Linked DNA regions of Homo sapiens: region 1 is linked to region 2. Evidence: chromatin loops called from intact Hi-C (ENCODE). Cell type or tissue: GM12878. All regions are shown on one strand. Each heading gives the region's core, and the rest is flanking DNA. Links, peaks and the distances in the headings are about the cores only.

Evidence for each region. Peaks named below come from ENCODE experiments on the same cell type or tissue, not always from the same donor. Only the 100,000 strongest peaks of a DNase experiment are listed, where the experiment ranks them.
Region 1: it touches region 2 in a loop (3-fold over the local background); 26 of 110 quality-filtered maps call a loop at or near these places.

Annotation. Positions count from the first base shown.
Region 1 is chr2:59,164,500-59,179,842 of GRCh38, forward strand. No RefSeq gene overlaps it. Among named protein-coding and RNA genes, the nearest start is that of LINC01793, 46 kb to the right of the region's middle. In GM12878, for the core only: no CTCF peak of the experiment used is centred there; a DNase peak (open chromatin) is centred at 6,702.
Region 2 is chr2:58,753,552-58,768,894 of GRCh38, forward strand. The region is part of intron 2 of LINC01122 (long intergenic non-protein coding RNA 1122); the gene reads left to right. Among named protein-coding and RNA genes, the nearest start is that of LINC01122, 240 kb to the left of the region's middle. In GM12878, for the core only: a CTCF peak has its summit at 8,835 (motif pointing right); a DNase peak (open chromatin) is centred at 8,846; H3K27me3 peaks cover 180 bases.

The DNA.
Region 1 (15,343 bases), core at 3,673-11,672, 410 kb after region 2:
GGAGGGGGCATGGAAGGTAGATATTTTCAGGATGGGGAATAGTCTCCAAAAGGATAAGGTGTAATTAGAGGGTCTGAACTTTAAGCCCCAATCCCCGGCCTCTGGGGAGGGGAGAGGGGCTGGAGATAGAGTTAATCATCCATGGCCAATGATTTAATCAAGCACATCAACATAATAAAACCTCCATAAAACCCCTGAATAAAGGGGTTCAAAAGGGTTGGTAGACACCTCCAGGTTCTGGGAGGGTGGGGGTGCCTTGAGAAGGGTCAGAAGCTCCATGCCACTCCCCCCATACTTTGCCCTATGCATCTCTTCCATTTGGCTGTTTCTGAGTTGTGTCTTTTATAATAAACAGGTAATAGTAGGTAAAGTGCTTTCCTGAGTTTTGTGAGTTGTTCTAGCAAATTATCAAAATGGGACTGGAGGGAGTGGAGAATCCTCAAATTTGTAGCTAAGTCAGGCAGAAGTGTGTGTTATCTGGTGACCTGATTCTGGAGACTAGTATCTGAAATGAGGGCAGTCTTGTAGGACTGAGCCCTTAAACCTGCGGAGTCTCATGCTCACTGCAGGTAGTTCGTGTCAGACTTGAATTAAATTGTAGGACACTCAGTTGTTGGAGAATCAGAGAACTGAAAAATTAGTGTGGAAAATACAATATGTATTTGATATGAGGAGGAAAAAAATCCTCTCATTTGACGTCAGACGTGCTGTGAGTAAAACCAGCTCAAAAGAGTAGGTCCTCATCAAAAGATGGCTTTGTCTCATCAGATTTTTGTTTTGCAGTTAGGGGCTCTGGAACTTCCTTAGACCATTTCTTAGAAGAAGCTTGAGAGTGACATGGTTAAATTGCACAAATGCATGATCTTGGAAGTGAAACAGACCCCATTTTTTAGAGAAAAATACTGATTATACTAAGCAGGAGTATTTGGAGGCTGACAAAATAAGCAGTCCATGTAGGGGGCACTTCAGTTGTTTTAAGAGTTGGATAGAACATAGTATAGAGGAATTTATCAGAAAGATTGGTATCCTGTAATCTAGGATCATAGGCAGCAGGTTTGTATCAGGCAAGTGCTTTAGCAGTAAGTAAGAAGCAGGCCTTTGGATCACACAAAGCCTGTCTTGGGAGTAGTCAGAGGATGAACTCTCAAGCCAGCCAGAACAAGGCCAAGGCCTACAGAGACCATGTACAAGGTGAGTTCCCAAGATTTCTCTGTCACCGAAGAATCACCACCGTTGGGATTCCCAGGTGACTGGCTTTTAGGAACACAATGCCTAATTATCAGAACAAAGTGAGAGTCAGAATTAACACAAGAGAGGCTTGATGCTGAGTCCCAGAATGTTAGACTAATGCTCTTTGACATCCTCTTTCCTACGGTGAGGTTTCGACCAAGAGTTTAGCAGTACTGACCTTCAGGTTGAAGCCATTGTCCCACCTGCAAACAAGATATGATGGGATGTTTTGACAATTATCTTGATCAGAAAGTTGCTGAGGACCATTTTCATGTATGTAGAATAATTAGGAAGGGCAGATATGTATTTTCATTGAATTTGTGTAAAATTTTCAATGACTTTGTTCTGGATATGTTTCTTCAACTACTTGTTATCCTGATGGAAAATAATTAAATTTCTACTCTGTGCAGTGAAGTGTTCAAAGAGCTCGAAAAGATACAACTATATATAGTATTCTCCTTTAGTTAAAGACATAAAATACATATGGAATAACGACAATTAACCACATATGGGAACTTAAAACTAAGTGTTTCATATAAGAAATACAGACAAGTCCTACTAGAATTCTAAAGAAGGCAGAACACTTTTGAGCTTTGATGAGCATGGTCAGACAAGGTCTAAGAAGTTAATCTGTGTCTTAAAGGAGCGGTAGGAGCTAAATGTTAAAGAGGATCGGGGAAGTTTTTGATTAAAGACAGAGGATGGAATTGTTATGGGTTGATTTTTGCCCCCCCCAACCCCAAATCCATATGTTGAAGTTCTAACCTCCAGTATTTCAGAATGTGAATAGTATTTGAAAATAGGGTTATTACAGAAGTGATTAGTTCAGATAAGGTTATACTGGTGTGGGCTGGGTCTCCAATCTGATGTGACTGGTGTCCTTATCAAAAGGAGAAATTTGCACACAGACACACAGGAAGGAGGCCAGGTGAATATTGGAGTTATGTTGCCAAAAGCCAAGGACCTTCCAGAAGCTAAGAGAGAAGCCAGGAACAGATTCTTGCCTAGCACTTTCAGAGGGAGTATGGCTTGGTCTTGAACTTCTAGACTCCAGAACTGTGAAACAATACATTTTTGCTGTTCAAGCAACTCAGTTTTTAGTATTTTATTATAACAGCGTAAAAACACAAACACAATGACCAAAAACACAGAGGCAAGAATGCACAGGGCAGATCCTAGGGAATGCTAAATCAATATACACTGTCAATACCTAACGCTTTCTAAATGCCTATCATCAATTTCATGCACATTTTATAAATTTTATTCTTGTGATCATTCAATAAATTAAGCCCTGTTATTCCCATTTTATGGATAAGAAATAGAGATTTGGATAAGTTAAAAAAATCTCCAATGGTCATACAGTTAGGAAAGTACAGAGAGGGTGGTAAGAGATACTGAAAGAGCTGAGGAGCTGATGAGGACAGAGTGTCGGGCATCTCTGAATCTCTATCATTGATGCATTTTCTCTGTACCAAACAGAAAATGACAGACTAGCAAAAATACACTGCTGAGGAAAGTAGAGCCACCATGGTTTATTTCTGAAAGAGACCACCAAATTGGTCCTCACTTAGCAAAATGCTCTCATTTAGCAATGGGAAATTCATATCCAAAAAGGATTAAAAAAAGTCGTGGAAGACCAAACAGCTAGTGTGGAGTTATCACTAGGGACTAAGCTGTGTGGCTGTCAGCCCAGAACCTCTTCACTATATCACCTATGTGTGTAAATAACATTGATCAGGGAGGCATTCGGGTTTTATACACCTGCTCCCGCCTTTCCTTTTAAATGGAGATTAGCAGAACTCTCACAGCAGGCACCCATCCCAATCCAAGGAGGAGATTTCTGATCAGTGGTGCCCTGCCCTGGGTTTTGCACCTGCCTTGTGTTTGGACAAAAAGAAAAATGGTACCTCTCCCCTGAATTGACACATCGCTATTTCACTAAGCATGCAAAGTGTTCCTGCTTGGGCTGCCTTGGTAAATATTTACCTTGAATTATCACAGGCTTGAAACATCAGCTGCCCAAAGGAGCCGAATAGTGACTTTGGACATTTGGATCTGGAACCTGTGAGGAATAGAAATATAGCATTGCATGTTGTCAGAGTCTCTGGTGTGCCAAGGGAAAATGTACTTTATGCAGCCACAAGCTTGACCTCCAAGAGCCTTAAAAAGCCTCACATACTCAAAGGTGCATTACTAGGCCTTACATTAATTCATCACGATAGCTAAAGTGCTGTGTGTAAACCACAGGAGATCTGAATCCCCTGGGCATCCAGGAGTCAGCATTAATTGCTTCAAGTTTAGCATAGGGAGCTATAAGTGAACATAGGGGAATGACTATTTGCATATTGTTTGCAATAAAGCTTAGAAATGGTTCCAGATGTCCCAGCTTAAACCTTTTCCCCAAAAGTTTGTCCAGGTTGGGAATCAGCACAAGCCAATCTAATAGAAGTTTCTTCTAGTCTGTCTCCTCCTGTTCCGAATCAGAACTTGCCGGTTGCTACAGGAATACTCGAGACAAATTTTTATTCTGAGCAGGCTGGACATGATTTGTTAATTCACTTCTGAAATAACAATTGCAGTTGGGAGGGATCAGTTGAAAGCCTTAATTACATTGGAAAATATGCTTCACTGTAGCCTGCTCCTATCCAGGGTACAGAACACATAATTATCATAATTTTCAAATTTTATTATTATTATTTGAAAAAATTTGATGGAGAGCAGACTCCGTCAACTTAGCTACTTCAAAGCAGTGGCCGAGTCACATTTAAACCTTTGAATAGATGATTTCCCCAACTTGCTTGTTAAGGCCTCTTAAATGGGAAGACATCTATGGGCTGTTTACAGCCTCAGATGTGATTTGTCCAACAGAACTAGCTTCCCAGTTCCTTTTTCTTCCTTTGTGCCAAGAGGGAAATGCTCAGGTGTGCTGTTGCCAGAGTGATTAGGCTAGCTGGGAACTCTCCTTGGACAGGAGGTTGGAAAGCCTTTGGGATCATGCCCTCTCATCCTTGTTAAATGACTCTGTGTGTGTGTGTGTGTGTGTGTGTGTGTGCACGTGCACGCACACGCTTGCTGCATGCACACCTGCCTAGAGGGAAGAAGTTTGTTTTCATTTTTTAAAGTCCCAGAATATTTTTAAAGATAAAGCAAAACATTTCTGAAATAATGTTGGTATCTGTGTTAACCAGCGAGGGTGCTGGCAGAAGCCTCATTTGTGGTTATTGGCTTTGTTATCAACTTACCATGTCTTTAGAGAGTCTCTGCCTCTGGGTTTCTAACTGTAACCCTGGGGTGAGGAGATCTCTCTCCACTTCTTTGGGTGGCTGTGATGTTTATCAGACTAATGAGTCCAATTCTGGTGTCAGTGAGTTCTAGCATGTCCCTGACCCAGTTCTCACCTGACCTATGAATTATCTACCTTCCATTTCCAAGCTTCCTCCTTCCAAGTTGCCATTGATCCTTAAATAGTAATAAAACCCAGGGGAGGAGTTAAACCATTTTGAATAATTCAAACCCTTTGTTCAAATGGATCCATTTAGGAAAACAAATCAAATTTTTAAAAAACATCCAAAGTAATAAGAAAGACTGGTTGGCCTGAATTTAGCTTGAAGGTAAATCATCCTTCTGTAAACTCTCCTATCCCAGAAAGGTATCTAATGGTTGTCTGAATAGGAAGCAACTGAGTAGAAAGCACAGAGCATTCAAACCGGGAAACCTGGAATCTAGTCTTGGCTCAGTCACTAACCAGGGCAAAAACCTGGGGAAAGCCTCCTTATGGACTTGGGCTTCAGTTTCCTCCCTGGTAAAATTGTAGTCATAATATTGGGTCCTCTTACATAATTTCTCGAAGCATGCTCTAAATGTGGGCATTGTTTAAAATCATTAGAATTGACTCAGAGCTTTGAACACAGTAGGAACTAAATAAACATTTCTTGTAGTGAGTTTACCTCCCTATTTCCCATTTTATTTTCAGAAAATATTTTGCTATTCCCTGAAATGACACAATTCCTGTCTATATCTTCCCTGAATGTGAGGGCCCAGGTGTTTTTTTGTTTGTTTGTTTGTTTGTTTGTTTGAGGAGAACTGCAAAAGCAAATATAACCACTGAGGACCCCAATGTCTCTTAGAAAGATAATATTTTATTCTCTCCCACAGACATAAACAAAACATGTTTATTTGGAGCCAATGACATTTTAGGGTCATTAAGGTCTAAAGATGAAGGGGCTTTAGAGAAATTAATGTTCATTTTTTGTTTTCCAACTCCATTTTCAGAAAAAGAAGCCAATGCTAAGACATTGTTACTTGCCTAAATTGTTGTGCTTTCTTACCAATTGGAGGAAGGTGTCTGACTTCCCACCGAGGCCTGTAATCTTTGTGCCCCCTTTAAACTAATCATTTGGTAAGACTCTCTGCTGTGAAGAACACAACCTTGGAAATACTGCTCTTGTCTAAATGCATTATCTTACAGAGAAGGAGCCTCAGGTCCACATGGCCCTCTGCTGAGTCTGAGGAGGGAGAGCAGGAGTCACTTTTTCTCTAGGCTCCAAGCAGCTCCCCCATGACACATCATGGACAGCTGTTTCTTGAGATACAGTTGTGTCAGGACTCTCTTTCCATAGCTGCTTTCTTTGGCACCAAGGCTAACTTTGACAAATCTCTCTATGCCCCAATTTTCTCTGATGGAGAAGACCAGAGGCAAAGCTGTCATATTCAGTCTCTACCCACCTCCTCACACCCTCTTCCTTGGGAACATCTATTTCTCTCTTCAGATAACAGCAACTATGGTGTGCTTAGTGCTTTTCCCAGCATCGTCAACACACTGCTTCCCTTTGGCTTCCTTCACCCAAGTAGGTAAGTCCATTTTCTGATCTGATTAAGTTAATAGAAAAATGGTCTCCTTCTCCTCCTCCTCCTCTTCCTCTTCCTTCTTCTTATTCTTCTTCCTTTTGGTTGAGTTGTATGAGATCTGACAAGGAAGAATAAAGGCCAAGAAAAGGAAGAAATGATGATAGTATCCTTGGCTGTAGCTATTGTTCAGGAGCTGAAGCTTCTTCTGGTTTTCCTCAGCAAGAGTAAGTGCACCTTTAAACAGGTGGAGACTGTGTTAAGACAGCTCATCACTCCTTTTTACTCAGCAGTTTATAGATTCAGCTCTCTAGTACCAATGGAAAAATTGATTAAAGCCTTCCCTTGAGGACACATCACCTCCAGGCATTATTATTTCAGAAGTCAGAGCTTCTTCACTTTGACAAACATCGTGAATACCTGAAAGGAAGGGGAATAAATGGGCCTTGTTGCCCAAGGAATAGAAGGAGTGAAATGACATAGTATCCTAGATATGAAGACACTATTGCTCACTATTGGCTTTGAAAATTAAAATGTGTCCCACCTAGTACTATTTGTGAGCACTAAGATAAGTAGGAAAATACCTGGCCACAGCTTTTGGTGTAGGAGAATGGTTAAGAAGAAAGATGCAAATATGTGGTGTTTCAATTCCTCCCACAAACACCTCTTCTCCTCTCTGCCTCCAGACTTCTCTAGAACAAAGGTCTCATTTTTTAACCTATCTAGGTGGTATCACTGGCAGTGACAACATATTGATTATCAAAATATAAAAATTTAGAACATATTGAGATGGACCCCACTCTTTGGGGTGTCATATGGGAAGAAAGCCCATATTTCCAGGGCAGAAGCTTGCTCAACTTATGAGAAATAAAATCAGCTTGTGATTCTCCCTGTCTGCTTGGTCTGCAGGCTTCTATTTCCATCATCTCCACCATTGTAGGACTGGTTTTGTCCTCACACACACATTGCATTTTGCCCATTACATCTGTCTTACTGTGGATGTCTGTTTGAATTTGATTCTATACAAGTTGGAAATTGGGTGGACCGGAATAGTGCATTTTCAGTACCCTCTTGAATGAATTCCATGGTCAGCATGGGGGATGGCAGCATTGACCCAAGAGGTATGGAGGAGGAAGTGGAAACTTAAGGAAGACATTAGTGAGGCAGTCAGAGAGCATGTCAAGGTGATTTGATCAAGTAAAGAGGGAGCAGTGCCTCATGTTGTGGCTTATGGTGTAATTGTAAGCAGGACACATGTGCCTCTGAAGGGGCAGCAGAGAACAGTGAGGCTGGCAAGATCAACTTCAGTCAATTTGGCTTATCTGAAACTGAAGAGTTGCCTTTCCCTCATTTGCTTTTTAAAATTAATTAATTAATTTATTTATTTTGAGATGAGGTCTCACTCTGTCACCCAGGTTGGGGTGCAGTGGCATTATTTTGGCTCACTGCTACCTCCACCTCCCAGGCTCAAGCGATCCTCCCACCTCAGCTTCCCAAGTAGCTGGAACTACAGGTATGCACCACCACATCTGGCTCATTTTTTAAATTTTTGGTAGAGACGTGGTTTTACCATGTTTCCCAGGCTGGTCTCAAGCTCCTGAGCTCAGACATTCCACCTGCCTTGGCTTCCCAAAGTGCTGGGATTACAGGCTTGAGCCACTGAGCCCCACAGGCTCGTTTGCTTTAAAATGTCAACATTTCTCCTCCTCCTCCCACTCTTCTCCCAACTTTGGAAAGGTGTTAAGGAGATATCATATGTGGACTCTTCTGCTGACATGTTTCTGAAAGACCTTGTCAACTGGTACTAATTGTTGTGACTGCAAACTTCCATTCCATCCTGGATGCTCTTAACATCCTGGGCCTATCTCACATTCTCATGTAGTTTTATTGGCATTCACAAGACCTCAACCTCCAGAACCTGTGGGCGGAGGATTACCCAGGTGCCCAGGCAAGAGACTGAAGGCACAAACTGTTTCTGTATAATAAAGAAAATAGTTAGAATAAGAATAGTTATAATACAAATTAGATATAGAGATGATCATGGACAATTATCAATCGTTAGCATAAACATTATTAATCATTAGCTTTTTTTTTTTTTTTTGAGATGGAATCTCGCTCTGTCACCCAGGGTGGAGTGCTGTGGTGCCATCTCGGCTCACTGCAACCTCCTCCTCCTGGGTTCATGCCATTGTCCTGCCTCAGCCTCCCCAGTAGCTGGGACTACAGGCGCCCAGCCACCACGCCTGGCTAATTTTTTTATATTTTTAGTAGAGATGGGGTTTCACCGTGTTTGCCAGGATGGTCTCCATTCCTGGCCTCCTGATCCGCCCACTCGGCCTCCAAAAGTGCTGGGATTACAGGTGTGAGCCACCGGGCCCAGCCCCCTAATCATTAGCTTTTAATATTACTCTTTGTTGCATTACTAATATAACCTAGGAATAACCGGCAGGTATAGGGTCAGGTGCTGAAGGGACCTTGGGAGAAGTGACCTAGACGGCAAGAGGTGAGCCTTCTGTCATGCCCACATAAGGGCCGCTTGAGGGCTCCTTGGTCAAGCGGTAATGCCAGGGTCTGGGAAGGCACCCATTACTTAGCAGACCGCGAAAGGGAGTCTCCTTTCCTTGGAGGAGTCAGGGAACACTCTGTTCCACCAGCTTCTTGTGGAAGGCTGGATATTATCCAGGCCTGCCCGCAGTCATCCGGAGGCATAAACCCCTCCCTGTGGTGCTGTGCTTCAATGGTCACGCTCCTCATCCACTTTCATGTTCCTCCCGTACTCCTGATTCCTCTTTGAAGTACATAGTAGATAGCGGTAGAAGGAATAGTAAAGTCTTAAAGTCTTTGATCTTTCTTATAAGTGCATAGAAGAAAATGCTGAGGTATGCTGCCTTCTCTCTCTCTGCTTCGGCTACCTAAAAGGGAAGGGCCCCCCGTCTTGTGATCACGTGACTTGCTTCACCTTGTCAATCACTTACAAGATTCACCCTCCTTACCCTGTCCCCTTGTCTTGTATTTAATAAATATCAGCGCGCCCAGCCTTTTGGGGCCACTACCAGTCTCCGCATCTTGATGGTAGTGGTCCCTAGGGCCCAGCTGTTTTCTCTTTATCTCTTCATCTTGTGTCTTTATTTATTACAATCTCTCCTCTCCGCACACGGGGAGAACACCCGCTAAGCCCCATAGGGCTAGACCCTACATCTGGTACTCCAATGTGCCTTTCTCCCTCGCTGTGTGAAGTTGCGCTTTGAGCCGGGGACTCAGCGGAGGAATTTCGACGACAGATTCCTGAGGATTGCGGTCATTAAGCTTGGTGGTAAGTTTGGGCACTCAGAGTATCTAGGGGACACCATGGGACAAGCCAGTACTAAGTACTTGGCCTATTTAAATTTCATAAAAACCCTTCTTAAAGAAGGAGGAATTTCAGTTTCCTCTGACAAACTGATTGAACTCTTTGAGGTCGTTGATCTCATTTGCCCTTGGTTTCCAACTGAGGGAACTTCAGAACTTAAAGACTGGGATGAGGGGCCGACAGTTTAAAACTGCTCATAGAGGGGGACATGTTATCCCGCCTGCCATTTGGACAGTTTGGTCCTCGGTTCGCTCCATTTTAGAATCCTTGCAGCCACAGGAGGAGGGAATGGAGGGTACTCTACCTTTCCTCTCCTCTGAAGAGGTTGAGGAAGTCCTCAGTACTCTCTCTCCAGAGGACGCCGCACAACTTGAGGCCGTCATTTTAGAAATGGACCCCTACTCTGATATTCCTTTGGCACCACCAAATACACCACAGCCTACCGCGCCTACTGCGCCCCCAATATCGCCTTATGAGGATTTTGTGGAGGATCTCCTTCCCCCAGATCCAAAAAAATCCCTCTAAAATGCACTATCAGCAGCCGTTGCGGCCCAAACCTCCTGTACTATCTCAGCCTTGCTATAGGGCTCTCCACCATCCGCCTGTTCAGCCCGGTTATGAGGCTCTCAACCCTATCCCTGTTCGGCTCGATAATGAGGCCCTCAACGCTATCTCTGCACTCAATTCTGCCTTTCTTTCTATGCATCAGGCTCCTCAGAAGTCTGACTTGCAGTCAGTGCACCAGCCTGGAACTCAGGCCCTGCAGTCAATGCACCAGCCTGGAACTCAGGCCCTGCAGTCAATGCAGCAGCCTGGAGTTCAGGCCTCTGAAAGACCTGCACAGCAGGCAACCGCGCGTCAGCCTGGCTTAAAGGCTCTCAATTTCTCCTCTATTCAAAACTCCAATTTCCTTTCTGCTTCTGGTCCGGTCACAACTGCTGTTACTACCCATAAGCAACAGGTTACATACCTTCCTGATAATGACACCCCTCTTATGAGGGCCATTTCTCAGGCAAGGGAATATGGGGATCCCGAGGCATGGCAGTTTCCTGTTATTTTACAATCTGCTATACCTGCTGCCTCTATTCCTGCCGCCCCTGCTCCAGCTGGCTGCACCAGTTCAGCCACAGCCCTTTGACCAAGCTCAGCAGGCAGCTGATCCCGCTGCCGCTGCTCCTCCAGACCCGCAGCTTAATGATCAGGCCCCTCAGCATTTCTCCTCCTCCTCTCACTCTTCTCCCAACTTTAGAAAGGTGTAAAAGAGATACCATATGTGGCCTCTTCTGCTGACATGTTTCTAAAAGACCTTGTCAACTGGTACTAATTGTTGTGACTGCAAACTTCCATTCTGTCCTGGATGTTCTTAACATCCTGGGCCTATCTCACATTCCCATGTAGTTTTATTGGCATTCACAAGACCTCAACTTCCAGAACCTCCTACTTCACCATCACAGCAGCCTTTCTGTCAATTCTTCCGCACATAGCCCACAATGGTAGAGCTCTGTGTGACTTTAGCTAAAGGCACCTAATTCTCAGAACTCATTTTTCCCCCTGTCCAAGGGCCCAGGCACCAGCTGTATTCCTTTATTTGCATTAGAGGCTGTTGAGCATATTCATTGTGAGTGAGCTGTGTTTAGAAACTCAGAGTGCATTATCCGTCAAGCTATCTCTGTTGATATGCATGTTGTTGACCTGTACCTCACAAGGGCACCAATCAATGTTACAATGTTCTATCTCCAGCAAAACCTGGGTGATCTGATGGACTCTCTGGGTAATATTAAAACCTGAGGAGAGAAGTGAAAAGGGAGGCTTTATGAAAGCGACTTCCGAACACTATCCAATTATTAGTATGATTTTTTATAATACCAACGGTTTCAAATTTTATTGAGAGAGAGAGTTTTTCCCTAGCCCTCTTGGGAATGATTTTATTGAAAGCATCAGAACGAAGAAGATGGCTGCATCATTTCTGTAGTGCCAGGGGTCAGAATCTTTGACTGGTTTGGTGTAATGTGCACATATAAAATTTCACTCAGTCCTTATTCATTGCCTTTTATTTAATATATAATCTGGCTAGATCCACTTTTGTTTCTTTACATTTACTGCTTGCCTGCATTAGGTTATTCTTTTGGCTGCTTTAATATGTATATATTAAATCATATATATATGTATATATATATTTTCTGATCAAGATTCTTACATGAAGGAAACGTTTTGCTTTTGCTCTTTTTACAGAGTAATTACAGTAGCATAGATGGGAATGAGAAACTATCCATAGGACAGCTCTTTATGTTTGATAGCCATTTAGTTTAGAATGCTGTTGTTCTTACAGAAGTAAGTGTCTGTGCTTTTCCTTCCCTCCCTTCCCTTTCTCTGTATTCCATACCTACCCCCCATCCCATTAAATATTATTCACACTCCATAGCCCACCAAGAGCACTTTAAAGTATAATAGATTTTTTGAGTTGCATTATTTAAAATGCACAAAACAAAATGCAAGAGCTACATTTGTAAGGAGAGCTTGCTGACTCAGAAGAGTGTCCTCTTCTTTAGCCTCTAATCAATGGAGAAGAGCCCTAAGCAGAAAAATAAGAACAATGAGTGTTATCAGTTTTATTTGTGAAAGCCCAGTGACTCCCAAAATATGAAACTCCCTAGTAAAGTTAGATTAGGGGATGGCATTGGGATCTGGGCCAAAGTGGTTGCCTCTTATACATTCCCATTGTATTGACAATAACTGTCTCTTGGTGAAGGACCGAACTATATAGGCTAGCAATTTGTTGAGTATCATATGATAGGAACATTCAAAATAACACTGCCTAAACAAAATAGAAATTTATTTATCTCCCACATAAGAGAGGACTGGAGGGAGGCAATCTAAGGTTGCTGTTGTGGCTCCATTAAGTCATCAATGACTTATGTTCCCTCTAGGAAATATGTAGCTTTGCATTACCTATGTTATGGGTGTCTACTTGTCATCTAATTAATTGTACTCCCCATGCCCCCTAAAGGTAGCTTTCAGAATTTCCATGTGATGCTGTCATGTCTCTTTGGCCAGAATGTTGTCACATGGCTATCCTGAGCCACAAAGGATCATAGGCAGCATTGTCTTTTAGGTAGGTAATATTGGGCCTACTAAGCATGGGGATTCTTATTTCTAAAGAAGGGTACAGAGAAAATTGAGGTGACCTAGCCATTTCTGAAAAACTTGATGGTGAAAGGATTATTTAAGGTGAATCATGCCTCTTTCCTGCTGATTCCCCATCACCTATAAAATAAAGGCCAGTCTTATAATCATGACATGTAAGTCGAGTGACCATATAATTTATCATCTAAACTAGGATATCTTTGAAAATAAAAAGGAGAACTATTAATAATACACCATGACAGCAGGACTATACCAACTCTCTTAGGTAAACAAGGATGTATGAACTAAGCACTAATCACCTTTTAGACCTCATCACCCTCGACTTCTCCACCTGCACTTTATTTTCTATCTATAAAAATAGTCTGATTTTCCCCAAACATAGCATGAGTCTTCACATGCCATGGAATTCCCATGTCTACCTTGTACCTAGTAAATCCTTATTTGTTCTTTCCACCCCTACCCAATCTTAGATATTTCCCTGCAAAGTCTCTCCTAATCAGGCTTCCTCAATTCATTGTGTTCTTTGAAAATTATTAAGATTTGCTTACATGTTTACTTCATATCAGGACAGGATATGTTATGCTGTGGCAAAAAAAAACTCATACAATTTTTATTGCTGTTGCTCATGCTTCACAATCAATTTCAATTGGCAAGGAGGCTCTGTTCATTGCAGTTCATTGTAGGCTGATGGGAGCTACAGCATAGCAAATAATTGCACAGCAGAAACATAAGAAAATAGGATATGGTAACTCACATAAAGGCTTTTAAACATTTCCATGTAGAGAAGACACGCATCAGTTCTGCTCATACTTTACAGACCAAGGTAGGTCACATGGTCACTTCTGACTTCAAAGCAGTCATGAAATATGATCCGACCATCTGCTTGGAAATGGAGAGAATAGCACTAACTTATTAGATCAGGAGCTGGCAAACAGTTTCTGTAAAGGGACTGAGAGTAAATATTTTATGCTTTGTAGGCCATGGAATTTCTGTTGCAACTATTCACTTCTGCCATTTTAGCATGAAACCTCCTTTAGAAAATACATAAATAAGCAAGCATGGCTGTGTTCATAGAACTTTATTTACAAAAACAGGTGGTGGACAGGATTTGGCCCAAAGGCCATAGTTTGCTGACCCCTGTATTCTGCTGAGAACTTCATTTCTATTACTTGATAAAGGTGTCTACAATATGCTGAGTGCAGTGGCTTGCAACTATAACCCCAGAACTTTGGGAGGCTGGGGCGGGGGGCGGGCGGATCATTTGGGCTCAGGAATTCAAGATCAGCCTGGGCAACATGGAGAAACCCCATCTCTACAAAAAAAATTTGAAAATTAGTGGGGCATGATGGCTCGCAACTGTAGTGACAGCTACTTGGGAGGCTGAGTCAGGAGGATGGTTTGAGCCTGGGAGGCGGAGGTTGAAGAGAGCTGCACTCCATCCTGGGCAATGAGGGAGACCCTGTATCAAAATAATAACATGGATAATAAAATAAAAAGGTGTCTACAATATATCAGGTTCTTAAAAACATCTTATTGATTTGTCTGAAATACTTAAATATGTCTGAAGCAAATGAAATGCTTCATTTTTCCATCTGTGAAACTAAGTAAATGTTATATTATTTTACCCATTGTCTTAGCCCATTCAGTCTGCTATAACAAATTGCCGTAGACTAGGTAGCTTATAAGTAATTACTTATTTCCTATAATTCTGAATGCTGAGAAGTAGAAGATCAAGGTGCCAGCAGATGTGTCTGGTGAAGGCTGGCTTCCTGGTTTTCAGAAAGCAGTCTTCTCACAGTGTCCTTACATGGCAGAAGGAATGAGGGATCTCCCTGGGGTCTCTTTCATAAGGGCACTAACTCCACTTATGAGGTCTCCTTTCTTATGGCCTAATCACCTCCTAAAGGTCCCATCTCCTGATAGCATCACATTGAGGATTAGGTTTCAACATGTGAACTTTGGGAGAACACAAATGTTCAGCCTATAGCATCCACTCCTATAAAGTTTTTATAGGGCAAAATATAATAGGATGAGCTAGGAGCGGTAGTTAATACTTGTATATAAAGTTTTGAGAGGTGTAAAATCTAAAAGAGTCTGGCCAAGAGATGGGTGGCTACCTGTGGCAAGATATGCACAGGAATTGACTGAATTCAAAGTAAGTAGCCAAGCATCTGTGTCCAAAGGACTAGTCTAACCAGAAATAATTGGGGCGGGGGACTGGAGGAAGTGAACTCCAAAGAAAGAGATTGAGTTCAGCATCCTGTTTCTCCACACAGGCATATAAACCAACATTCCAGGGCCTAGAAGATAAATTATCATTTATCAAGAATGAAAGTTGGCCAAGTTCTGCACTGGTATTTAATATCCTGCCAAGAACAAGCAGACAAGGGTTGGTGGGTAAGCATTAAGTGCCAGAGAGAGAGAGAGGAGCGTGGAAGACACACACACACACACACACACACACACACACACACAGAGAGAGAGAGAGAGAGAGGGAGAGAGCAGGTATCTGGGAAGTCCCTCAGAAGGGAGTCAAGAGACAAATTTTATCTACCAGGAGATGTGCTACCAACATCTGAGGAATGGCCAGTCTTTATCAATAAAGATAGATTCTTCCTTCCAAGTCATCTTTTCATGCAGACATGCCCCATCTTTCCTCACCCGAGTCATCAGAGGTGTGATTGCCATCTTCCGAAGTACAGTCTAAGTAAATGACAGTCTAGTGCTTCTTTGCACACAGAGTTGGGGAGGCTATTGCCTCCTAGAGCGTCCTCT
Region 2 (15,343 bases), core at 4,041-12,040:
TAGAAAGGCATGAGTGGTTTTGAAATGTGAGGACATAAGATTTGGGAGGGGCTGGGGGCAGAATGATATAATTTGCCTGTGTCCTCACGCAAATCTCATCTTGAATTGTAGCTCCCATAATCTTGTGTCATGGGAGGGACCTGGAGGGAGGTAATTGAATCATGGGTGTGGGTCTTTCTTGTGCTGTTCTTATGATAGTGAATAAATCTCATGAGATCTGATGGTTTTATAAAGGGCAGTTCCCCTGCACTTGCTCTCTTGCCTGCTGCCATGTAAGATATGTCTTTGCTTCTCTTTTGCTTTCCACCATGGTTGTGAGGCCTCCCAAGCCATGTGGTCCATTAAAGCTCTTTTTCTTTATAAATTACCCAGTCTCAGGTATTTCTTCATAGTAGTAGGAAAATGGACTAATACACCCTTCTAGTTAATTTTCTTCTTATATTGCTTCTGGGCAGGGCCTCTCTGCTTTCCTCCTTGCATGCAAGCCCTCTGGTGGGCCTTTGAGCTCAACAGGGCATCAGGGAGAAGTAGGCTTGTTGTGAGGCCAGGCTTGGAATGTCTATGGCTGTTCATGAAGTGGAACTTATATGGGATTCAAAGCTTTGTTGTCATTATTGTTTAGCAGGAGCACAGCCTTCAAAGAGGAAGCATGACAGCCAAATTTTGGGTAGTTTGCACAAGTATGAGCTCCAGCAACTTAAGGAGCAGCAGGCATATTAGAAAGGAAGCTCAGAGAAATGAAGGAAAAGAGAAGCAAGATACCCACCTTTTGAAAAGAGTGGCTTATTCTCCTCTTTTGGTGACTTGGGAGGGTAAACAGTATATAAAAACAAAGGGCATAACTGGGAGCCCAGGAGAACAGGGCTGAGACAGGATGGAGCATTATGGTTTGGAGTCCAGCAAGGTGTGCTATGTGTGTAGGCTCTTCCTTAACAGATGCTTCATGTAGTCCTGCACATGCCATGGTCAAATCTCCAAAAGCAAACTGGGCATTGGTTTGGGTCTAAGCCATGGCTTATGATTTGTTCAGTGCCTTCGACACTTTGGTGTAAAGTTGGGGCAAGCACCCAGAAAAGAAGCTCTAGGTCCTCTATTCTTCTATTTGTACATTTGAGGTTTGGGGTGTCTAATAGAATCTCATTTGAACAAGGTCTAGAGCTAAAACATCATCTATGAAAGTTCAGAGGTTGGGTGTGGTACCTCACACCTATAATCCCAGCACTTTGGGAGGCCGAGGCGGGTGGATCACCTGAGGTCAGGAGTTCTAGACCAGCCTGGGCGACATGGCAAAACCCCATTTATACTTAGCAGGGTGTGGTGGTGCATACCTGTGGTGCCAGCTACTTGGGAAGCTGAGGCAGGAGAATCACTTGAACTCAGGAAGCAGAGGTTGCAGTAAGCCAAGATTGCATCACTGCTCTCCAGCCTGGGTGACAGAGTGAGACCCTATCTCAATAAAGTTCAGAGTATTTAGGAAATAGGAGCTACAATATGCAAGTTTCCTTGAGGGGAGAAATTGAGGAAAAAGGGTGCTGTCCATAAAATGCAGTCCAGAATGGGACGGCTGCGTATGGGGAGGACAGCAGAGGTGGACCCTGAAAGAAAGGGCAAAGGGGCAACCAAAAAAATCATCACCACATTTTCACAAGTATTTTATTTAACTGGTTGTGTATTTCTACTTGAGAAATGTCTAGAAATATTGCCAAATGATTTATTTGCCAAAGAAATTCTAAAGTTTTGAAGAATTAAATTTTCTCAGGCAATATCGGTCATTTAAAACTAAGTGTTGTTATAATATAGCCAACATAGAATTTTATATATAGATGGTGATTATATGTTTATAATCACCGTAAACTCCAGAGTGCCTCTGTATAATTTTTTGGTGTTTCTAGAGTTTTGATTTAAGTTTTCAGTTTCACAATGAGTTTACACTTTTAATATGGCACAATAGAATTCAGCTCCTCAGTAAAATTCAGCAATTCTGTTCAGCAATTTTTATGCTGTATAAAAGATGCAATTTAGCAGAGAAGTTATAAGGGTAAGCTTTGGAGCCAGATCCCCTGAACGTGAATCCCCTTCTGCCATTTATTAGCTGTATGGCCTTGGTAAAGTTTCATAAATTCTCTGTATTTCTATTTCCTCATCTGTAAAATGGGAATAATGACAGTATTTCACTGGCAGGCTTTTATTGAGGATAACAGCAATTGAAACTCTTGAAGTGGTTAGAACCATGCCTGGCAAAAATGAAGTTCCATAAATGTTAGCTATCATTGCTGTTATTGTTATTCTTAGACACTTACCAAATTTCAGGTACTGGGGGAGATACAAGGATGAAAAAGATGTATTTCTATTCTTCAACTATCTTAAATCTTAGATCGCTATTTTTCTCTATTTTATTCATTATATTAGGTTGTATTACTACTGCCATCAGTGTTTTCTATCAGAATTTCTGAGTTCCAAAGTTGTATTATTGAAAGAAATATGGAACTCTTTTTATGGATTTTTTATATTTCCTGGGAGAGATAGTTACCTCCTTCCTAAGCAAGTCAAGACCTAGCAATTCACTGCCTCTAAGGTGAAGCAGCCCCTCCCTAGATAACCACAGTGGGATTCCAGGAAAATCCTTTGAGTATAGCAAAGGCCCTATGCTTGCTCCCCTCTTGGTAAATGAAATCATTGCTCTCCCTTTAAGACTAACTTATCTAGGGGTGATGTTTAGCTGACATTTATGTTGAGATCGCTAAGTGTGCAGCTACAATATATGCACACATTTCCAGAATACCCACCTGCCTCCTCCTCCTCACAACACAGCTGGGTCCTCACATGCACATTTGAATTTTTTTTAATGTACTCTTCCCTGAAACTAAGAAAAAGAGTGGAATCTTTTCATTTTTTTCTTTTCAATTTGTGTTAATATAGACATAAGCCTTTATTGGGAAAAGTGAAACCAATGTGTATGAAACTTGGACTATATCCAACTGAAAATAAAAACGAGTTCAGATGCTTTCTATGTTGGTTTTTGCCTCACATGCAGATTGTGCTGTTTGGTGAGAAATAATTAGTCATTTACAGGTTCATTACATAGTACGGTTAAACTTGACCTTCTCTTCTCTTTGGCTTGCTGGTGAGAGACCTTTCTCAGTAGGTCCAGCTGGCTAATATGGCTCTTATATGTATAAACCTATGTAGTACAGTCTGTATTTTCCAACTCTAATGTCACTCTCTTTGAGATCCCGATTTTACATATGGCAAGGAAGAGCTTATGTGTCATTCATTTTTCAGTTCTTTGTATAAGATCTCTAAATGGGACGTCCATTCTCCATTCTACCCTCTACAACAAAAACAGCACATTGTTATTTAAAAAGCAAAGGCTTTATAGATTAGTTGTTGAATGTGATATTCATCTCATGAATAACTAATAACATAAAATAAAGAACAATGAAAATGCAAATTATCTGCACATATACAGTGGCAGTTAGCAGTACGAATATCCCTCCTGAGTTTGTGCAAGGTAGGAAAAAGCCAGTCAAATTTCTGATTGTACCTAGTCCTTTGAGTTGTTGAGACAATATCAGAATTCATCCTTTTTAGGACTCATTATTAAGGCATGAAAAAAGAGATTGAAATCTGGTAGAATTTTAATTCTTTCGTTAGCATTATTAATAAACAAGAATTGGCAGGAGCTAAACTGATTGGCACATACATCTGGAATAACAGAAATAAATAAAGTTTCAGAATGGGAGGTAGGGCTTCTACTACAGGGATTTTGGTTAGAAAATAGCATGTGTGTGGCAACAGGTTCAAATCTAAACAAACCACAAATAAATCTTACTGAGAAGCACTTTTAGTGTGTAAGATAGGGACAGGTGGGTGTCTTTCTTCATGAGTGACATGTGTGGCTTTTATTTTGGGAAAGAGATCAGAAAGTCTGTTAGGGAAATGGAAGTGGAGTGTAGGTTACCACAGCTGTGAAAAACTAGCCCAGGGAGACTCACCAGGGAAAGGTCTCATCATTTTAAGTATCAAATTGCCCTAGAGCATTATTTGCTGGATTGACTCTTAAGAAGACCTAAATGGTAAAGAAAAAGATCTCTGGCCTTTGAAATATTTATATGAATACACAGAACCAAGATTTTGTTTCATGTGTAAATAGTGAATTAGCTTTATTCATTTGATAAGGAAGCAACATACACCAAAAGCACTGAAATTGTCTTTTTCTTTTTCTAAACTGCTGCTTTTTTCCAGTCTGTGTGCCCATCACGCACAGTACACTTGGTCAATGCATTCAGTGAGAACGATGATGGTTAAAGGTTGGATTTCATTTCCTTGACAGTCTGCAACCAGAAGATGACTCTCTGCTTTGGATTCTAGTGGTAGTTCGCCCCGTGTCACTTTTGGTAAGGATCCCACAGAATAGTCATGCAATATGATGTGGACAAGGAAGATGCAAACATTACAGGATGTGCCTTTTTATAAGGCATTAAATTACCTTCAATTCTTTTCTTTTCTGGGTGAAAGAGAAAGATGAAACTGAAGGCTCGAGAGCACCATTGAAAAGCAACAGGCCTCGCAGATGGCTGACCCAGATAACTGATAGCATGACATTACAGCCTCGCTCTGTGTGGTGAGCTCTGGCAACCCTGAGCCCCCTGGCTGCCCGCCACTAACTGCCAGGCTAAACTTTGCTTCCTGTGGTCACTCTGAAATTGTCGTTAGCCTAATGGAGGGGCTCCCCACCCTACCTACCCACAGACCAGGCCTCGATATTTCCTTCTGCATCACCTCTTGAGAGACTCACTGCATTGAAGAACTTGGGGCATTCATGAAACTTTTGTCTTGAGTCTAACATGGCTTAGATCAGTTCTCTTCAACCAGCTGTACTCCAGTGCCCTTAGTCACGTGGAAGAGTTAAACTCTTACTTCGTTCATGCCAAATCAACCCTCAGCAAGAAAACCATTTCTTTTTAAAAATGCAGAGAAATGTACATTGTACTCCATAATATGTCTGTGTTTTAATTTCTTAAAGTATTTAACAACCATCACCTGCTGCCATGACTGCAGCATTTTAGAGAAAAAGTGATGTTTAGTGTGATCCTTAAACCAGCAGTATCAACATCATCTGGGAACTTGCTGGAAATGCAGATTCTCAGACATCCACTTACAGAATCAGAAACTCTAAGGGTAGAGCTTAGCTATCAAGCTCCACTGGTTCTTAACAAGCTCTCTAGGTGACTGTGTTGTATAATAAAGTTTGAGAGCCATGTGCTGTGTTAACCTGGGGACTGTGAGTATTTTCTGATGTGGGTACTCTCAGGCATGTCATTCCCAAATTGGAGAAGCAGAAGATAGTTGATGGGAGCAGAGGTTCTTCAGTTTTTTTTTTTTTTTTAAGGAAATGTTTACATATGGGAAATACATATGGTCCCCAACTTACAATGGTTCAACCTACTATTTTTTTTAACTTTACAGTGGTGTAAAAGTGGTACACATCCAGTAGAAACTGTACTTTGAATTTTGATCTTTTCCTAAACTAAGATAAACTCATGACTATCTGTAGCATCCTCATCATCCAGCAATTAATTTTAGTTCAGTGCTTCAACATTCTTCAGGCCTACTGTGCCTTCAGCTGTATACATTAATGATGAATACTCGTACGATGATTCTGTTTTTTACTTTTGGTACAGTATTCAATAAATTACATGAGATATTCAATGATTTATTATAAAAATATGCTTTGTCTTAGATGATTTTGCCCAACTGGAGGCTAATGTACATGTTCCGAGCATGGCTATTGATGTTTGGTAGGTTACATATTGTATTAGTTCATTAGTTCATTGTCATAAAAACCTGAAGCTGGGTAATTTATAAAGACAAAAGGTTTAATTGGCTCACAGTTCTGCAGGCTGTGCAAGAAGTGTGGTGCTGGCATCTGCTTCTGATGATGGCCTCAGGAAGCTTACAGTCATGACAGAAGGTGAAGTAGAAGCCAGACCATCACATGGCAAGAGCAGGAGCAAAAGAGAAAGGGAAGAAGTGTTACACTCTTTTAAACAACTAGAACTTGTGTAAACTGACTGAGTGAGAATTCAGTCATCACCAAGGGATGGCACTAAGCCATTTATGAGAGATTCACCCTGATGACCCAATACCTCCTACCAGGCCCCACCTCCAACACTGGAAGTCACATTTCAATGTGAGATTGGAAGAGGACAAACATCCAAACCATATCAGTGTGTTAAATTCATTTTCAACTTATGATGGGTTTATTGGGACATAACACCATTGTAAGTCAAGAAGCATCTGTACTTACTTGGATGTACCCAAAGTTCATTGAGTTGGCCCTTTCATAAATATTTACTGAGCACTTACTGTGCAGGCACTCTTCTGTGCATTAGAGATACAACTGTGGACAAGGATAGCCAATAATCAAGTGTAATGTCAATAGAAATAAGTGCCACAGAGAACAATATAGCAGTATATAGGATCAAGAATGTCTGAGTTAGGATTGCTCTTTTGGACAGGGTGATCAGAAAAGGGCTTTCTAAAGAGGAAGCTTTTGAGCACACCTGAGTGAAGTAAAGGACCAGGTTATGAGACTGTCTGGTAGAAGATATTTCTAAGCAAACTGTGGATGATACCTTTGTCAGTTTCTCCAACTTAGAATAGAGAAGCCTCGATACTGAGAACATTTCTTATCTTTTCCTTCTGGGCTCTAGGTCACTGGGACTCACTGTCTCGTTCCCAAGTCAACTCTGTGCTGAAGACACGTTCAATAGGAAGAGGTGGTTTAACTCTTCTGGCAAATATTATGCATGGTGGCTGTCCCTGAGAGTATCTGCTAGAGCAAGGGGTCAAGCATTGAGTCCTAGGCCCTGGGTGAGCAAGGGAACCAACTGGAACTCTAGACCTCTCTCTCACATCTCCCAGAGCAAAAACTAGGAAAACAATTTGCAGTGTTTTTACTCCATAGATGACATTGAAGTTCTTCTCATGTCTGGATGTAGTGTATGGATGTGAATATAAATCTCTCACAAACTTTCGTACTTTACTAGTAGCAGCAACACATTACTTGTAACCTTACTTTGTGAGTATTCCAGGCACAGCACTTTGTCAAGACAAAGCCCTAGGTTAAAAAGTACTGTGAGAGAGGTCAAGGTAACAGATTCAATCCCTATCTGTGGCAGTTATCATTCCCCTAGAGACTCATGACCCTTCATAAAGTGGATTTTTTTTTAAGTAAATACCATTAGCATCAGGGAGCATGGGGCATGGAAGTACAAGTCATTCTCACCAAAGGCTTGCCAAATAAAGGCAATATTGACAGAGGGTTAAGACGGAAATTAAACAATTTGTTTGTTGCAAAGTATGGTGGAGGCTGAGATTCAACTAGCAGAAGCAAAAATCATTTCTCTTTCCTTAATTCATAGCCCTTTTTTTTTTAATGAAAATATTCAATGAAAGTAGTATTCAACAGTAGTTTATGATCCTGAAGAGCCACTCAGGGGTTTCCCCCTTCATCCTACTGAAAATGCACAGAGACTTCACAAGAGAGTTTCACTGAGCAGCAGTGGTGATAGTACAACCAGGGCTTTACCTGTCTTTGAAGATGAACAGCAGAACATCCATCATCCATGAGACCCACTGTGCTACCAAAAGCGTAAAGAAAACCATGAGTGCAGTGTTGTGATTCCCAAAGATATTTCTAATGATTTTCAAAACAAGAGCAAGAAAGGAGTCACAATTGTACTCTATTCCCACTTGAGATACAAAGGACATTTTCCCCAGGATATGGGGACTGATTAAGCCAGCAGTATCAACATTATCTGAGAACTTGTTAGAAATGCAAGATCAAGCACTTTCTTCTCATTCTTTTTCATTCATGTGCTTTCCCTCACACTGCTTTACTTTCTCTGCCTTTCATTTCTCTGGTTTATCACTGGCTCCCTCATCCTTCAGCCCTTGGATACAATGTGAAGTTTGAAACCTCCAGCAGTCCTTTCCTTCAAAGAAAGCATGTAACCCCCACACTGGAATGTCTTTGGAGCTGTGTGAATAAATGTGTTGAGAAGGAGTAGATGGTTCCCAGGTAATTTTTGCAGACAGAACGGCAATCCAATTCTGGATCTGCAGTCAAACCATCTGCAGAGATAAACATCAGAAGCAAATTTGTATTTGTGGGGGAAACTGTCCTTCGTCCTCAACCCAACATTGAATCTGAAATATTTACAAGCTTTATTACATGTAGAATTGGTTTTTAATGCTTTGAGGTGTTGTGTAGGTGAAAGGGAATGGAGCTGATAAATGTAGTTACATTCTTGCATCCATTGGTGACACAATTTTCCAAAAAAGTCATTTTGCATGTAGAAAAAAATAATGATGGGGGAAATGAAATAGTGTCATAAAAATGTATAAAATAATCTGGCAGGGCTCAAAATTTGAGAGAGATTTGAGGCCAAGCAAAAGACTCTATCAAAAAGACTTTAAATGCTATCTCCAATTTTCTTAAATTTAGATAATAAGAACATAACATTTTTCAATCTAAAATGATTCCCCTTGTTGATGGGGGTCTGAGAGCCAGGGCTGCAAGACTGTTCATTCTGGTTTATCTTCAGATGAAATCCAGCCATGGGGTTCAGGTGGAGGGCATCGAATTGTTGTGAGAAAGCAGTGGTGTAGAAATCTCTCATTGCACCGGCATCAGACTTTCTCACATACACAGAGATAGAACATTATAATTCTCCGCCCCACCCTGCATTCTTGTGGGATTTAAGAAATTCCTGCTCTCACTTTCTACAAGGGCTGGTGTAGTTCATGCTGGTGCCAAATTGGTCACAAGGGGGCACCGAAGTGCCACAAATTTTGCCCTGGGACCTTTCTACACATGCAAATTTCCAGCAACAGAGGCCACAGAACTGTGGCCCTTCAGGAGCATTCTTCCCAAGCTTGCTTGGCAGAGGCATCACCATGGTGGTTGGAATCATAAAACATCGCCCACAGTTTGTGTCTGCCCAAGTGTCCATCTTGGTGCCAGTTTGAAAGTATTCCACCATGGTGGTTGAAGCACCATATTAAGGTTCTTTCTTTAAAATATTTTTTTTTCTTTAGCTAATTCAGCCCTGCATCATGTTACTTTTAGAGAAATTGTTACAAAAATCCATTTGAGAGGAATCTGTTAATTAAAAAAAAATTGATAGTACACTTTCTAACAATACATTTCAAGTATTGGTGTCCTGAATCTATTCCTAACAGGGAAACTATTATTTTCTTTTTTAACTGTTTGCCAAAGGAGACAGTCATTTGTTTATTTATTTACTGTGCATTGTCTTTCCTCTTTACCTGAAAAGTGAAGAATTGGCAGGGTTCTTGCTGCAACATGAAGAACCATGGGATAATTTCATGGAGCAACAGTGAAGTTATATGTTAGTTTCTCTCACTTAGAGAAGATGGGGAATTTGACTATTGATTTCAAATTTTCTCTGTCTGGGCAGGAGAGCTTGTATTTTATTAAATGCAGTCAATTTGTGGTGAAATATTCTTTTTATTTTTCAAGATAGATTGCTGATTTACTTTAGAAGGGTGGGAAAATAAGTCTGTACCTGCTGAGTGCTGAAGAGAAGTGTTTATTTGCTTTATTGATTTGATCCATTTTTGTGAGATGTTTTCTATGTATTTTTCATTTGGCTACAAAACCTGCCCACAAATGGTCCTGGCTGTTGTACTGCTTCAGCATTCTGGAGAATAGCTCCAAAGAGTAGAGTTTGGAATTTGCAAATAATTCTTTTGTTGGAGAAGCCTTTCGTGGAGAGAAGCTCTGTGCCTCGGATATGGACAGGCTTATAACAGCAACCTCTATACTTTCCAGTGATCTTGATTGGTTAAGTTGTCTTACGGTTCGAGGGTATGAACAAAATAAGTTTTGGCTTCCCAGCTAGGACCCTCAGATCATTGTTAAGTGGGAAGCATGATCAATCACAGGTACTAACATAAATACCAAGAATATTAAGCTTTCAAAAATGGTCCTTCTGGCCTTGAATTCTTTATTTGGTATCAGAGGATGAAAGCTTCCTGTTTAAAAACAAAATGATGATACTGCTTCCGATTGAAAACTTATTCATTTATTTAAAAGCTAGACTTAAAAAAAGCTAGACTTTTAAAAGGCCATTCAATTATGATGAGCAAGAAGAATGTCTGATCTATAGTTTTAAGTGGAAAAGTATAATGTACATACTATGTATATAAAATTTTACTCAAAATTTTACATACAAGATGTAAAATGTGAGTATGTTTATATGTAGCAACTGGGAGGCATTTTGGATTACATAGGCTATTTTGTAGGGATTTAGATTATAGGTGACTTTAAACAAATTTGGTTGTGTTAATTTTAGAACATTATTTATGCTAAAAAAGAGCATTGGATACTTTTGTAAAATGATGACTCCTTTATGTGATTGGGACTAATTATCTTGACATTTTCTGGCTGAGTTAAAAAATTTTTTGAATGTTGGGTTTCTTTCAAGTCATATCTGATTCCATTAGAGTTGACCATTTCTACTTTCTTTACAGAGGAAATCAGACCAAGATTTTTAGATCTAGACTGGAAAGATAAACATAAATTTTATTGCAATTTAAATTACATATAGTATCCATCCAATTTTGACAGAATAGGCTCAGGATTCATTGATATTTTTTATTTCTTCGATAATGAGGTAGAGAAAATAAACTTGACAAATTCTAAACTATACTCAACTGTTCTAGAAATAATATATAATAAGCTTCCATTAATGGAATGACCTGTTGCAATGAAGTATATTTTTAAAAATCCTTATGTATATATTTCAAGATTAGAAAGCTCACACACACACAATTTTTTTTAATATATAAAGGAGAAAACAGGTTTGTCATACAATTAGTTCATATACATATGAGGTCAGTTAACTCTGTTCAGCTTTTAGTCATGCATAGAAGGATAGCTAAAGATAGCAGATTCAACCCACTTCATTTCCTATGTGCGCCTAAAGGCACTGATGCTGAGTTTTGGCAGAGAAAATAAATTCAAATATAAGAGGATGTAGGCATGTTGATTTCCAGACCAGAGAAAGAAGTTAAAGAAGTAACTTTGTTTTGGATAGAGGTGGGTGGGAAGGACGCTCTCTTTGAAGTAATGTTCGGAGCTTAGATGATGTTCTAGGAGCCTTTCCAAATTTAATTATTTTTGTGCTCAGTATTTCAAATTTCAAATAATTACAGTTATCTAAATTTCAATACAGGCATATGGGTTCCCCATTTCCTGTGACTTATAACTGTACTTGTTTGGGGGAAGGAAGTTTCAAAGGTGAGATTCATTTTCATGGTGGCTGTGGTTGTTTCCATTGTGCACTTTTCCAGGCAGTTGTTGTGAAAGCAGCCCAGGAAACTTTGCTTATCACTGGCTAAAAGGCGATACTTAAAGGTGAGCTTTTGGGTGGTGGAGCAGGAAGTGGTGAAAGAAATACATAAGAAAGTAATCTTGGAACAAAAGCCTTGCCAATTTGTTCATTCTTGCATTTTTAAAAAAAAAAGAATAATAAAGATTCGATAATCCTGGATTCTCAGAGCAATGCTTCCATCACTGTGCTTCATCCTGAAGAGCAATTTGTTCATCTACATTAGGTTTCTTATTTATATTCACATATGGATAGGTATTTCTTTACATTCGGCTGCCTCTTATTATATACTGAAAAGACAATATGCTTTTCCAGTCTTGTAGCATTGTTGCTGGTTTGGGACATCCCCACGTATTAAAAACATGCAACTGGCATAGGATGTTTACCCCATTAATTAAATTTTTCCTAATGCAGTTTATTGTGGGTGCTATTTTCAGGTCATGCTTCTATTTGTAGTCTCTCTCTCTCTCTCTCAAGTAGATTTTTAAAAAAACAGGTCTAGAAATCTTTGTGAAACTTAAAAAAAATTATATGGAGTTATAAGCATTTCTTTCAAATTAACGCTTATTTAGATACCTAAAATGTTATCACCTGGAGTTTTTTTTAATGTAGATAACTCAACTTGACTTCTATTTTTTTCTTGTTTAAAAGTTTGTTGTTGTTGTTGTTGTTTTTAAAATGAGAGTTCTTATTGATGGGAGAATACTGAGCCCCCCTTTCCCTAATATGTAGATGAAAAGGGGAAATTAATGATTGACTGAACTTTTCACTTTTATCCAGATGTCTTTGCTTTCTGTCTACTTAGCCTAAGTGTGTGTGTGTGTGTGTGTGTGTGTGTGTGTGTGTGTGTGTGTGTGTGTATGTGTCTACAGGCATGTGTTCTAACCCTCCAGTCCCAGGTAGAAATTGGTGGGGTCAGTTCTGGGATGGTGATAGAATCTGGCAGCATAAAGTGGTGTGGGTGGGTGTCGCTTCAGCTAGAACCAAAATGCTCAGATATCCTTGCAGGTACAGGTGTGCTGGGATGGACTGCAGGACTATAATGTGGAGATGGCACCTGCCAACAAATTCCAGTGACCAAACAAAGGGAATGACTGCTCTTTGGAGACTGTAATTGTGGTCTCACAGCAGATCTCACATTGTTCTATGCTCCGTGGTAAAGGGACAATTTATGTGTTGTTTCAAGAAATTATTATTCACATTTCTTCAAAAGAACTCTGCTTTGTAGTATTCCTGGGGACATTCCTATTTGACTGCAACAGTGACTGCCTTAAAGTGGTGAGAAAAAGTGATCTTCACACATAGAAGTTAGGAAAGCAAAGGTGATTGGGGACTGTGGTATAAATGTGTTATTAAAATTCATCTCTTATATGGTGAGCTATATCTAATTTCAGAAATAGATTTTATCAACCAGAATCAGCAATATCTTTCAGTCTGCAGTTCTCTGTTACACAGACACATTCTCTATTAAATATATTTTTCTCTTAAAACTGGGAATATTATCTGATGCCTGTGTATGAGTGACATACTCCAAGTCCCATCTGCTGATCTACCTTTCAAATATTCCGATGTCCTCCTTGTTTCCCATTTTTTACTGTTCAGGTCCTCCACAGAACATTACTGTCCCAGCAGACCTTTTATCCAAGGACTGTTGATCACAACCCAAGAGCTGTCATCCTATTTGCATTCTGTGGAAGCATCATTATTCACAACACTTGATGTCCATAAAAACACATTAAAACTATTTCCTTGAGCAAAAATAATCAGCTCTCTGCTGTACATATCATTTGTGTACTCAAATTGTAAAATGTAAATTGATATATAAGAAAATGGCCCATTAACTTTTTCATTAATGACAATAATACATTTTGTACACCAGCAGTAGGAGGATCTTGCCTCTACTTTAGCAACCTGAAGGGTAAATGGAGCCCTCCTTCTTTTTCTTTTCTAATTTCATAAAAATGGTGGGTATCATCAAGCAGAGATTCTTTTATGTATCTTACTTGCCTTAAAATACAGAACCTTTGATTTATTATAAAATTAAAACTACCCTGGTATCCTATGTGTGTTTTTTTAAAGAAAGCCAAAAATAATTATTTACTATTTGATTATGCCTGAGAGGACAAGTTTTCACCATGGATAACATGTAATTATCTTAAAATGTTTATTATAGTTTCAGTACTTAATTATATGCTCCCATATTACATTTAAAGTATTACCAAAATCTTAAAGTATTAAAAAAGGATGTCTTTTATAGCCAGATAACTGTCATAAAATGCAAATCTATAACTGATCTGAAAACACTGAATATAACTTTTTGTTATGAGATAGGGATATTTTTATTAAATTTCATTAGGATTTACTTTGATTACTTTTTGATGAGAATGTAGCATAAGCATGCTTTTTATACAAGAGAATATTGAATTAGTCAGTTGTCTTTTTTTTCAGGTATTAATGATAGTCATATTCTTTCAGGGATGTAACTCCTATAGTGCCTACATGAGCAGTTGTCAAACCACAGTATTTGATTGAAACATGGATTAATAATTTGTCTATCACTGATACATCATGCACTAAGAGATAAAGAGCATCTGATATTAACTGAGAAATAAAATCTGCCTTCAGTAAATTGCGTAGAAAAATTACACAGTACATTTAAATTACCATTTGCTTAGCAACATGCCCTTGTAGCCATTCCAGTGGGGCTATAAAATGATCGATTTACTTTAATTTTCTACTGAATCCTGAAAAAAATGACTATCAGTAACCTATCCCTTCATCATAGCATGCTGATTCACTCTGTGTATTAAATTTACTGGCAAGGAGCAAGACGTTAACAAAAAGTAACAGATAATGTGAACATTTCATGCATAATCTGTAATATGAGATATGTATTAATAGGGAAATTATGATGCATTCAATTATTCTGAAATGCCTTCCAGAGATGTTTTGATTTGGCTGCGCTCGGATAGTAGCAGCACAGCGGGGAGCATCTCAAGTGATGAATAACCTAATCTCCTAATCTCAAAATGGGCACTATTCACAGTTAGCCTGGGAGAGGCTGGTGGAAGAAAGCACACTTTGCAGACAAGGCCACTAAGATGAATCCAACAAAAATAACAACTCAAACAACAACAAAATAACCAGCACCCCAGCCTGCCAGCCTGCTACCATGCCACCCAGCCTTTTAAAAATCAAGATATGAAATGCAGAGCTCTAAGGAATCTGTTTTGTTCCCTGTGATCACAGTGGTCTAGATTCCAATCGGAGAGGTACCTTTCCATGCCTCTCAGCCAAACTTACAAGACAAAAGGCTATAAAAATGATTGCACTTGCCTTAGTGCTGTTAGGACTCTGGTATTTATGAGACATTATGTAAGCACAAGAACCCTTACTAATTTGCCACGTTTCATGCACACCTGGAATAATCTTCCCCGTGTATACCGGCTTTTTTTTTTTTTCCTTTTCCTTAATTTCCAAAGAAAGCCTACCCCAACAGGAAACTGTTCATTTTGTGTCATAAGCCCCCTGTTCTATAAAGCTGCTTGGGCGTAATTAAGTGGCTACGTTTACTTCTTCATGTGGGGAACAATGGTCTGGCTCCTTGGAGAGGTCAAGCAGGATTTATTTTATTGTGTACAGAGTCGGAGGAGTGGAGGAGGTTGTCAAGACAGTAGCTGGTCATTCCTTTGCCATTTATGTGGCCCTCTCTATGTAAGAGTAAGGCTGTATATATTTTTTCAACCTCTGATTTGCTTCCCTTTTTTCCTGGGATCATTGCTACAAAACTATTAGGTAATACTCTGTTGTAAGGAAAATCAGTCCTGAGGAAAATGTGCTATGCATGTATGCCTTCCCCCACCCTCAAATTACTTGATTGCAGCGGGCTCACTTTTTGATTAATGCAATTTTGCATAAGG